2 separate regions of the Homo sapiens genome follow, and region 1 is linked to region 2. A link is an interaction called in ENCODE POLR2A ChIA-PET data of the cell type or tissue named here. Cell type or tissue: PC-9. All regions are shown on one strand.

Evidence for each region. Peaks named below come from ENCODE experiments on the same cell type or tissue, not always from the same donor. Only the 100,000 strongest peaks of a DNase experiment are listed, where the experiment ranks them.
Region 1: POLR2A ChIA-PET joins it to region 2 with 14 read pairs; 2 of 35 experiments call an interaction of 5 or more read pairs at or near these places.

What each region holds. Positions count from the first base shown.
Region 1 is chr14:69,131,353-69,136,352 of GRCh38, forward strand. All of the region lies in intron 1 of DCAF5 (DDB1 and CUL4 associated factor 5), which reads right to left. Among named protein-coding and RNA genes, the nearest start is that of DCAF5, 19 kb to the right of the region's middle. RefSeq lists a silencer at 2,040-2,334. In PC-9, no CTCF peak of the experiment used is centred here; DNase peaks (open chromatin) are centred at 1,999 and 2,589; H3K27ac peaks cover 2,127 bases.
Region 2 is chr14:67,950,539-67,955,538 of GRCh38, forward strand. All of the region lies in intron 7 of RAD51B (RAD51 paralog B), which reads left to right. Among named protein-coding and RNA genes, the nearest start is that of RAD51B, 130 kb to the left of the region's middle. In PC-9, no CTCF peak of the experiment used is centred here; no DNase peak of the experiment used is centred here.

The DNA of each region.
Region 1 (5,000 bases), 1.2 Mb after region 2:
GACCAAACCTCCTTTTGTGTTAACCATACCTCTCCTAAGCTCCAAGAAACTGCAGCGCATTACAGAGGCACAGTCTGTGTGACACACAGCCCAGCTACGTCAGTGGATGGAAAATAAGTCTGTTTTGTTATTTTTCCAAAGTTGAAAATAATTGATATTTGTATAGGAATTCAATCACTTACATATCTCATTTTATTGTCACTTGTGAGGTAAGGATTATGTAGGCCCTTTTTCTAGACACGTATCAGAGAGGTAAAATGACTTGCTAATAATCCAAAGAGCTTGGCCTGGAGCCTAAAACTAAGTTGTATCCATTCTACCAACATGCAGAGGACAGAACAGCACCTAGCATTCCAAATGAGGAATGTTCTGGAGCTTTACACAAGGAAGAAAAGCACTTTCCAGGCTTTTTTTTTTTTTTTAATGATTTTATCTATTTTCAAGTATAGAGTTTTGTGGCATTAACTACATTCACATTTTCATATCGTTGTGCAACCATCACCACATTTTATCTCCAGAACTACCCCTTCCCACTGACAACTGCCATTCTCCCCCTAGACACCATTCACTTGGCACAGTGTCTTCAAGGTTCATCCATGTTGTAGTGTGTGTCAATTTCATTTCTTTTTAAGGCTGAATAATACTATTTCATTGTATGTATAGACTACATTTTGTTTATCTATTCATCCACTGATGGACCCTTGGGTTGCTTCTACCTTTCAGCTTTGTGAATAATGCCACTATGAACATTAGTGTACAAATATCTGTTTGAGCCTCTACTTTCAATTCTTTTGGGTATATAACCAGAAGTGAAATTGCTGGATCCATATGGTAATTCTACTTTTAACTTTTTGAGGAATGCCATACTGTTTTCCACAGTGGCTGCCCCATTTTATATTCTCACCAACAACGTACAAGAGTTCCAATTTCTCCATATCCTTGCCAACTCTTTTTATTCTTTGCTTGTTTGGATAATAGTCATCCTAATGGGTGTGAAATGTTTGCTGGCCTTTTTAACCTTCAAATAATAGCCTAAAATAACTCTCAAGTCCTTTTAAATATCTCAGAGCGCATCATTCTACAAACAGTTTGAGTTATCTTTCTTCATGAGTACCTACCCTGAAATTCAGTTACCACTTTTCTATTCACTCACCCCATCCAGCCCAAAAGAGTTTTCTGTAGTTCATTTATCCCCTATTGTTTTGCATTTCACTGCCTCAAGGAACATCATATATAAATTTGGGAAATTTCATATTCATTCTCTCCTCAAATCACCTACAAAAACATTAAGAGCACTAAGCTCTATTTACTCAAGCCAGCCACTTCTGTGATTAGACCTATTTTAGAGGTGATATAATGTGGGGCAGCATAGCACAGCACAGCATTCAAAACCACAGGCTTAGTCTCCACGTAGTAAGACATAGGAAAAAATAATAAGAAAAAACCCACAGGATTAGGATACACAAACACAGGTTCAACTCTCAATGTCGCCGGCACTTATTAGCTGTGTGCCTTTAGACAGGTTACTTAACTTCTCTAAATTATAGTCCTCCCATCTGTAAAACTGAGAAAACAACACTACTTATTTCACAGTGTTACTGTTAGGATTAATGAGATAGATCTGTGTAAAAGACTTGGCCCAGTGCCTGATACATATTAAGAGCTAGATAAATGTCAGCTAATTATTATGCTATTTGAACTCAAACAACAGCTAACATCAGTTAAGTTTACTCTGGGTCAGGGACTATCCTAAGGGTCTTATATGTAGTGGCTCTTCCAATCCTTTTAACAACCCCACGAAGTAGGAATTCACATGAAACTACAGAAAAGCTACATAATATGAAGGGGTACACAGCTACCAAGAGTCATTGTTGGCATCTGAATCTAGGTAATGTGGCTCCAGAAACCATGCTCCTTACCATGATGCAATCCAGCCTCGCAAATATAAGAGGCCAGGCAGCAAAGTAAATGAGTCAGACTTGCCAGATTAAGTGACAGACTGAAGAATATATCTGTATTTTTAAAAGATAAGCCACCATTCAGCTCTTGCCAGTTGTTGCCATAGAGAAATACAGACTCAAGATTGCCAGATCTCCCAATTTTTGGCCCAGGGATAAGTTAAGGTTGAGTGATTTGCCCAAGGTCATAAAACTGCTGTTCAGTGGCACTTCCCAAATCGAAACCAGTAGGCAGGGAAGAGGCGGGGGTACAGGCAGGTCTGGAGAGATAGGAGAGGTGGTGTCACACAAATTTTGCTCTTCACTACAGAAGTAGCTATAGGGATAACATCTACAGGCATTACTTCTGCTGACACCCTGTTTTTACCTAGTACCCTTCTGCTAAAAGCTGAGTCCACTTATCTACCTATTATCTCATTTTTCCATGTCTCTAATGAGGTAAGTAGAACAGAAACATCCCCATTTTAAACATGTTAAAAGTGAGGTCCTGGCTTGCCTTAGCTCCTAGCTAGAAACACTTTACATTAAATAGGAAGTATTAAGCAGCAGCAACACCCTAACTAGACAGCTAGAGCCCCATAAAATGAAATGGTTTCTCCAAAATCAGATGACTAATAGCAGTGGAGTTTAATAAAGCTAGGGTTTTGAAATACTAACCCTAGACAATGTCTCTAATTCCTGATCAGAAACAGAGAAAGAAATCCACAAACATTCAAATATCCCTTTCTCCTTACACCAGAGTCACAGAGTAGAGATGTAAGGCACCTAAGAGTTCATCTTCTAACATCCCCATTTTGCCAGTGAGGAAACTGAGGCACAAAACTGAGGCACCTGTCCAAGAGCACACTGCCAGTTACAGGCAGAGTGGGATTCAAATCCAAGATGTCTGAGTCCAAAGCCCCTGCTCTTCCTAAAGTGTGGAACATAGGCCACTGGATGATTTTAGACAGTAGAGAAATGATTTTAATAATTACGTATTTTAAGGTGTACTAGAAAAAAACAACTAGCACATAAAACCCGTGACTTAGACTTTATAGTAATGTCAAGTTTCTTTCAAATGCTGTTTATAAGGAAAGTCAACTTAGAAAAAATGTTAATAGCACAGGTGACACTCCTTATATATAACAAAAATCAAAAACGTGGGGCTCAAACTTCTGAAATTTGGAGAACAGGCACATTTACGACCTCCTTAAGAGAGGGACTCTAAATCAGAGGCTGCAATTTGATATACATCCAGATGCAAACAGGGTTAACTAGGGAATAATCTCAAGAGAAATTAGGAGAATGTGACTGTTTTAACAAAGAAAGTTACAACCTAATGAGTTGCACTGTAATCAGTCTAAAGGAAGACTACAAAATGGCCAAAACATTAAAATATTCAGACTCACTAGTAATCAAGGCCAGTTGTATGAGAAGTCATAATACACTTTTTAGATGATGCCAATATTCTGACTGAATTGGTTAAGACAAAATAATGACCAGCAGAAGCCACGATGCAGTCTCATAATACATTGGTCCAAGTGTAAATAAGCTGGTTTAACCATCTTGGAGGACAATTGGGTGACATATATCGAATGTATCTTAAAAATATAAAAAATATTCACACCCATTGACTCAGAATTCCACTTCTAAAGATTTTATTCTAAGGGAAAATATTTTTTCTCTTGGACTTAGCTACAAGGATTGTGATAAAAGCAAAAAATAAACAGAAGAAACAAGACAGAATTGGTTAAATTCTGATGTAGACACTTGAAAGGATACGATGTCATAATATCATGCTTCAGAACAGTTGTTCTCGAAGTGTGTCCCATGGACCCCAGAAGGTCTGCAAAGTCAAAATTTTTTTCGCAATAACACTACAATGTTATTTGCCTTTTTCACTGTTTGAAACTGTACTGACAATGCAAAAGCAATGGTGGGTAAAACCACTGGTGCCTTGGCGCTAGGGCAGTGACGGCAAATTGTACTATTCATCAGTGTATTCTTTAACTGCCACTCATTCACAATAAAACACAAATGCCACGTTCACTCAGGAGTGCCTTGATGAAGCAGTAAAAATAATTGTATCAAATTTCAACCAGAGTACACATCTAAATACTCTGTATGACAAAATAGAAAGTACACATAAAACACTTCTGCTGCACACTGAAAAACAATACCTATTTTGTGAAAAAGTATCTATGAGATAGTTTGCATTGTGAGCTGAACTGGCTGCTTTTTTCATGAATAACATTTTTACTTGAAATTACTGAAAAAGTATGGTTATTCAGATTTGGGTATTTGCTAATATTTTCTCAAAAATGAATAAGATGAGCCTGTCACCTCAAGGAAAATAATTGGCAGTATTTGTAGCCAATGATAAAATTCAAGCTTTCAAGTAAAAATAAAAATTTTGGAAAAATTGTATTCACCATGGTGAACATAACCACTTCCCAATACACAGAGGCTTTTCTGATGAGACTGGTGGCAATGTCAACAAATGTGACTTTTTAAAATATACAATGAAATGTGTCAAGATTTGGAAAACCTGAAAAACTCAGTGAACCAGTATTTTCCAAATGATCGATGTATGATGTTATAAAATGATGCATGGGAGGAAAGACCCAAAGTTTAAGACAGATCAATGGATTTTAATGTAACAATGTAACAGGCTACGAGAAATTATTCGATATGGTTTTATATTCTACATTGCAACTAATCTTTAAGAAACTTCTACTTGTTTTGGTACAGTATTAAGGAAGAATATACAGTTATCTAAGACATTAACATGCTCTTCCCTTTTATAAAAACTGATGTGTAAAACTTTTTTTTTTTTTTTTTTTGGATACAGGGTCCTACTCTGTCACCCAGGCTGGAGTGCAGTGGGGCAGTCATAGCTCACTGCAGCCTCAACCTCCCATGCTTAAGTGATCCTCCTACCTCAGCCTCCAGAGTAGTTGAGACTACAGGTGCACATCACCATGCCTGGCTAATTGTTTTCTTTTTTGTAGAGACAGGGTCTTGCTATGTTGCCCAAGCTGGTCTTGAACTCCTGGACTAGAG
Region 2 (5,000 bases):
CTTCTTATCAGCAATAAGACTGTTTTGCTTTGTTAGCATTTGTGTGTTCACTGGGGTAGCAGCACATTTAATTTCCTTCAAGAATTTTTTTGTTTGTATTCACAGCTTGGCTATTTGGTGCAAGAGGCCTAGTTTTTGCCCTGATTCAGCTTTTGATACGTCTTCCTCATTAATCTTAATTATTTCTAGCTTTTGATTTAAAGTGAGAGATGTGTGACTGTTCCTCTTTCTTGAACATTTAGGGGCCATTTTATGGTTATTTCATTTTTTTTCCATTTTTTTGTCTAACGTGATTCAGAGAAATGTAGAGTTATTAAATGGACTAATTTTCATATTTTTATGTCTCAGGGAATAGGGAGCCCAAAGGCAGGCAGCAAGACAGGAGAATGGCTGTCCTGGTGGAACAGTCAGAACACATAGACTTATCTATTAGGTTTGACATCGTACAGGAGTGTGGTTGGTGGTACCTTAATAGTAATATCAAAGATTGCTGATCACAGATCATCATAACAGGTATGACAATAATGAAAAAGTTTGAAATATTGTGAGAATAAGCAAAATGTGACACGGACATGAAATGAGCACATGCTATTGGAAAAATGGCAGTCATAGACTTGCTCAGTGCATGGTTGCCACAAACCCTGAATGTGTAAAAGACCACAATATATGTGAAGTACAGGTGAGGTATGCCTGTACGTAGTTGGTGCCTGTAGTTTTGTATCCATTGAAATATACTGTCACTCATTGGGTCTGCAATTGGGTGTAATAATAATATCATTTTATTGTTAATGGGCTTTGAGTCTTCCTCTTTCTTCTGTGATAGTTTGCCATTGTCAAGTTAAATTTTTATGAGCTTTTTCAGAGCAGAAATTAAACATTAAATGGTTTATTAACCAAAATAAGGCAACTGCCTTTAGACTTTAATGTAGTACCCATTTTTTCCTACAGCTTATCGTCTTCCCAGTTTAAAAGGCTTAAGCAGAAGAGTAACAGTATAGTTAAAAGTTTTTAAGTTACAAAGTTGGAACTTGCCTTTTTTTGATTATATGATCCCAAGAGTCACAAGAGAGTAGGCAGAAAGATTACTGCTTTATCAATAGGTGAAAGTTCAGGTTTATCTGAATTTAGAATATTAAATTGTACTTTAACCATACCACATGTTTTTATAACATATAAATCATAACTGACTTCATACTATTCTGTTATTTTATGAGGTGATCTGATGTGGCTGCAAAGTTGTTAAAGTTAACCTTGAAGAAACCTCCTATGGCTTAGTGTTTATTTGCAAAATCAATCACATTTTTTCTTCTGCCTTATTAGACTGATGAAATCATTTTCTAGCATATGGAAACATTCCTGGACCTCCTGTTATTTTGCGTAAATAACCCCATGTGACTCACAAATGTTGAAAAAGCAGTAGATATTTCCAAATGCTATTAGAACCATCAAACTAATACAAAAAATTCTTCGGTGGGACAAATGAAGACCAGAATGAAGTCTAAGTCACTGTTTCCAGTGAAGATTAGTCACTTTTTCCACTCTAATTCCAGAATTTCTTTAATTTTTCTTGCTTATGTTAGCAACAGTATTGTCACAAAAGATTCAACAGTCATCTCCTCAGGTAACCAATTGTTACACAAACCATATGTAGAAAATGCTCACTGGCTTCATTTATAGAAAAAAAAAAAGATAACTGGAAGTTAGAAACAGTTGTCCAAACTTTTGAACTATAATAAGCTATTTTGAAGTGTCATTGTCAATACAAAGTACATACCAGTGTGAGATTTTAAGCAGTAATAAAATCTATGTGTGGAAGAGTAAATGAAGCGTTTCTGCAATATTAATGAACGGACAGATATATGGGAAGAAGTGATATTAAACCTTGCCATACACTCTGACAATGTACATGAACAGAGCCAGTTTGCTTGTAAAGATTAGTAACATATCATTGCAATAGATGTGCATCCTGTGGTCTAAACTTATTCCTAAATGACATCTTGAAGTTTGGCCTGTCCAAAAACATCTTTTGAGGAAGGACAGATGCTATAGCTGCTTTCTTCAAGGAAAAAAAAAAAAGTAAGTGACATCACACCTTGTTTTAAACTTAATGAAGTGAAGTAAGGATGTCCTCTGAAAAACTGGCCGGAAGTAGGAGTAGTAGGAGGGGGAGGAAAAGGAGAAGGAAGAGGGAAAGAAGCTCTTTAAGAAATAGAACTAGTTGAAAATATTAGTATCTAATATTGTCAGGAACATGACATATAAGAGATTATTGGCAGAGTGCAACTTCAGAACTCTTAGAGGATTCTAAAAGCAAAGGAAAAAAGTTTTTTAGTTTAGTTTAGTTTAGTTTTTTTGTTTTTTTTTTAATAAATGCTTACTACTTCTGAATCAGACATTCTTTGGCATCTTAAACTGAATGCCTGTAATTACATTAGCTGTTTTGTGAGACTTACATATATTCTAGTCCTGTCTAGTACAGAACACTATGCTAAGCATTGCAGAAAGAGCAAAATGGATATTACTTCTGTCCTCAGAGAACTTATCTAGGAAGAGGTAGAATATAAATATTCAAACATCTATAGAAAAAGCAGAATCAACCATCTAAGAGGACTGTGTAGACAAGACAGATCTAATCCTTTTATTAACATAAGTGCTTCATGAAGGAAGTAGATGTGAACTGGACATTATGGTGTGTGTTGAATTTGGACAGATTAAGATGGGATTGGGGTAGGAGTTAGGCTTTTGACAAAGAAAACAGCATGGGCAAAGATGGAGCAGAGGTGGAGATGTAGGGGATATTTGGGAACAGGAAGCCTGATTTAGGGTGAAGTATAACTTTTATAGAGGAGAATGGTGGGAGATAAAATGGCAAGTAAAGCTTAGAGCCAGGTCATGGAGGGTTTTAAAAATGAGAATGAAGATTTGAACTTTATTCTCTAGCAGTGGGGAGTCCATGAAGACTTTTTAGCAAGGGCTTGGTAGGAGCTAGTAGCTGTGCTTTAGAATGATTAATGGGAAGGATATAGTGGAGTCGGGAGAGGTTAGAATCAAGAATTAAAATTAAGGGGCCATTGCAGAGGCCCAGGTGAGAGAGAATAAGGCCTAACATAAGGTGTGGCAGTGGAGACGGAAAAGAAAAGTGAAGCATCTGGTAGACAGAATCGGTAGAACTGAGCCATGATTGTATGTGGGAAGTGAGGGATAAGAGAATTGGAACAATATTTGCATCTGAGTAACTAGGGCACTGGTTGTACCATTAACAGAAAGAAGAAAATTAGGAAGAGGAGCTGATTTGGGAAATTAAGAAGATGTATTAAGTGTTTGAGATGAATGTGTAGGGGCATATGAGAATTGCAAAGAAGAGAAAGGGACAGGAAGAAAAGACTGAAAAGAAATGTGTGCTTTGAGAAATACACACATTTTTGAGTTTGAATAGAAGAAAAGAAGGTGGCAGAAGTGGTCAAATCAGGGAGAAAGAAATCAGGACAGCATATTATTAGGAAGTCTCTCTTGAGGTGTGTGATCTTGTTTTACTCCAACTACTGTGGTTTTCATTGTCCTTGCAGACTCTTCTGTACTCCATGGTTATAGTAACGCTCTAACTCAAATTAATTCCATTGTTCTTTCTATTGAATCATCACAGAAGCTGTTAGGACTGATAATCCACAGAATGATATGAGGGATCAGAGGCTTACATTCTCAATGCCAAGATTATATATACTATTCCTGACCTTACCAGGTAGGTAAGATTCTTTGTGCTTAATTCCGCACTCAGGACAGACTTGGTGAGTCTGTTGCTTATTTTCCTGTATCTTATTAGTGAGGGAAATAATATTAGCCATTTTGTAGGTTTGGATGCTGACTCTCGTGTTTGCTTTCTAAATCAGCACCTGATCTGGAAACCAAGAGATGAAAGAATTTCAGTGAGAGGCTAGTCAGTAGCATCATATGGTCCACTCTCCAGAGGAGAAGACAGATGAAGGTTAAGAAAAGACTCCACTAGGTTTGGTGGTTTTGAGGTCACTGATGGCCTTTAAGAAGATAGTTTTAATACTATGATGTGGGTGAACTAATCCAAGAAGTTAAAGAATAGGTACATTTTAAAGAATAAACTTTCCAACACAGACTACTCTTTCAAGGATTTAGGAGATGAATGGGAGGATAGAGATGAAATGTTAGCTATAGGATCACTAGGGTCAAGGGAAGACTTTTTTCTTTTCTCTTTAAATTGAAAAAAGTAAGCATATTTGTAGGCAGAGGTAAAGGAGTATTTGGAGAAGAAGAGAAAGAAAGTACTGGGGAGTAGGGGGTTAACTGTTGGCTGATAGATCTTGGAGGAATCTGGAACAAATGATATCAAGTATATAGGTTGAGTTATTGACCTTGGGAAGGAATGTTTAGAGATCAGAGGAGTAAGAGGACAGGAGATGGGTGGAGGTATAGGGAGAGGACAGATGCTGAGGGAGGATATATCAGACCTCAGGCATCTCATTAAAAAAGATAAGGCCATTGGCCAAGAATGAGGAAAAAAGAGATAGGAGAAAAGGTGTAAAATAGTTGCAGTGGGAAATAATTAAAATGAGGTAAACTCAGCTGAGGACAGATAGTTGATTTTATTTCTTGCCTTTTTCTAGTAAAATTCAGTTTTACTAGAATTTGTTTTTGCTTAAGAAAGTTCCATGAAAGGCTGCATTCAGAAATATGAAGAATTTTATTGTCAGCTAATTCATGCTGATGTACATATCTTAGATCCAGAAATATAAATGATGATAGTACTATTACTACTTAGGGCTGGATCACAAAAAGCCAATATGCACTTAGGATTTGAAGGTACTTTCAAATGTTATAAGGAAACAGTTTCATCAGGGAGTAGTTGTAGGAATGTAGTTTGGAATTTTGTCAAGCATATCTTTTCTGTCAATCAAAGGCATGGTTTTGTATGACACAGTGTCTAACTCTTGCTTCTGATTTCTTCTGTTTATATGAAAGATATTTCTCTA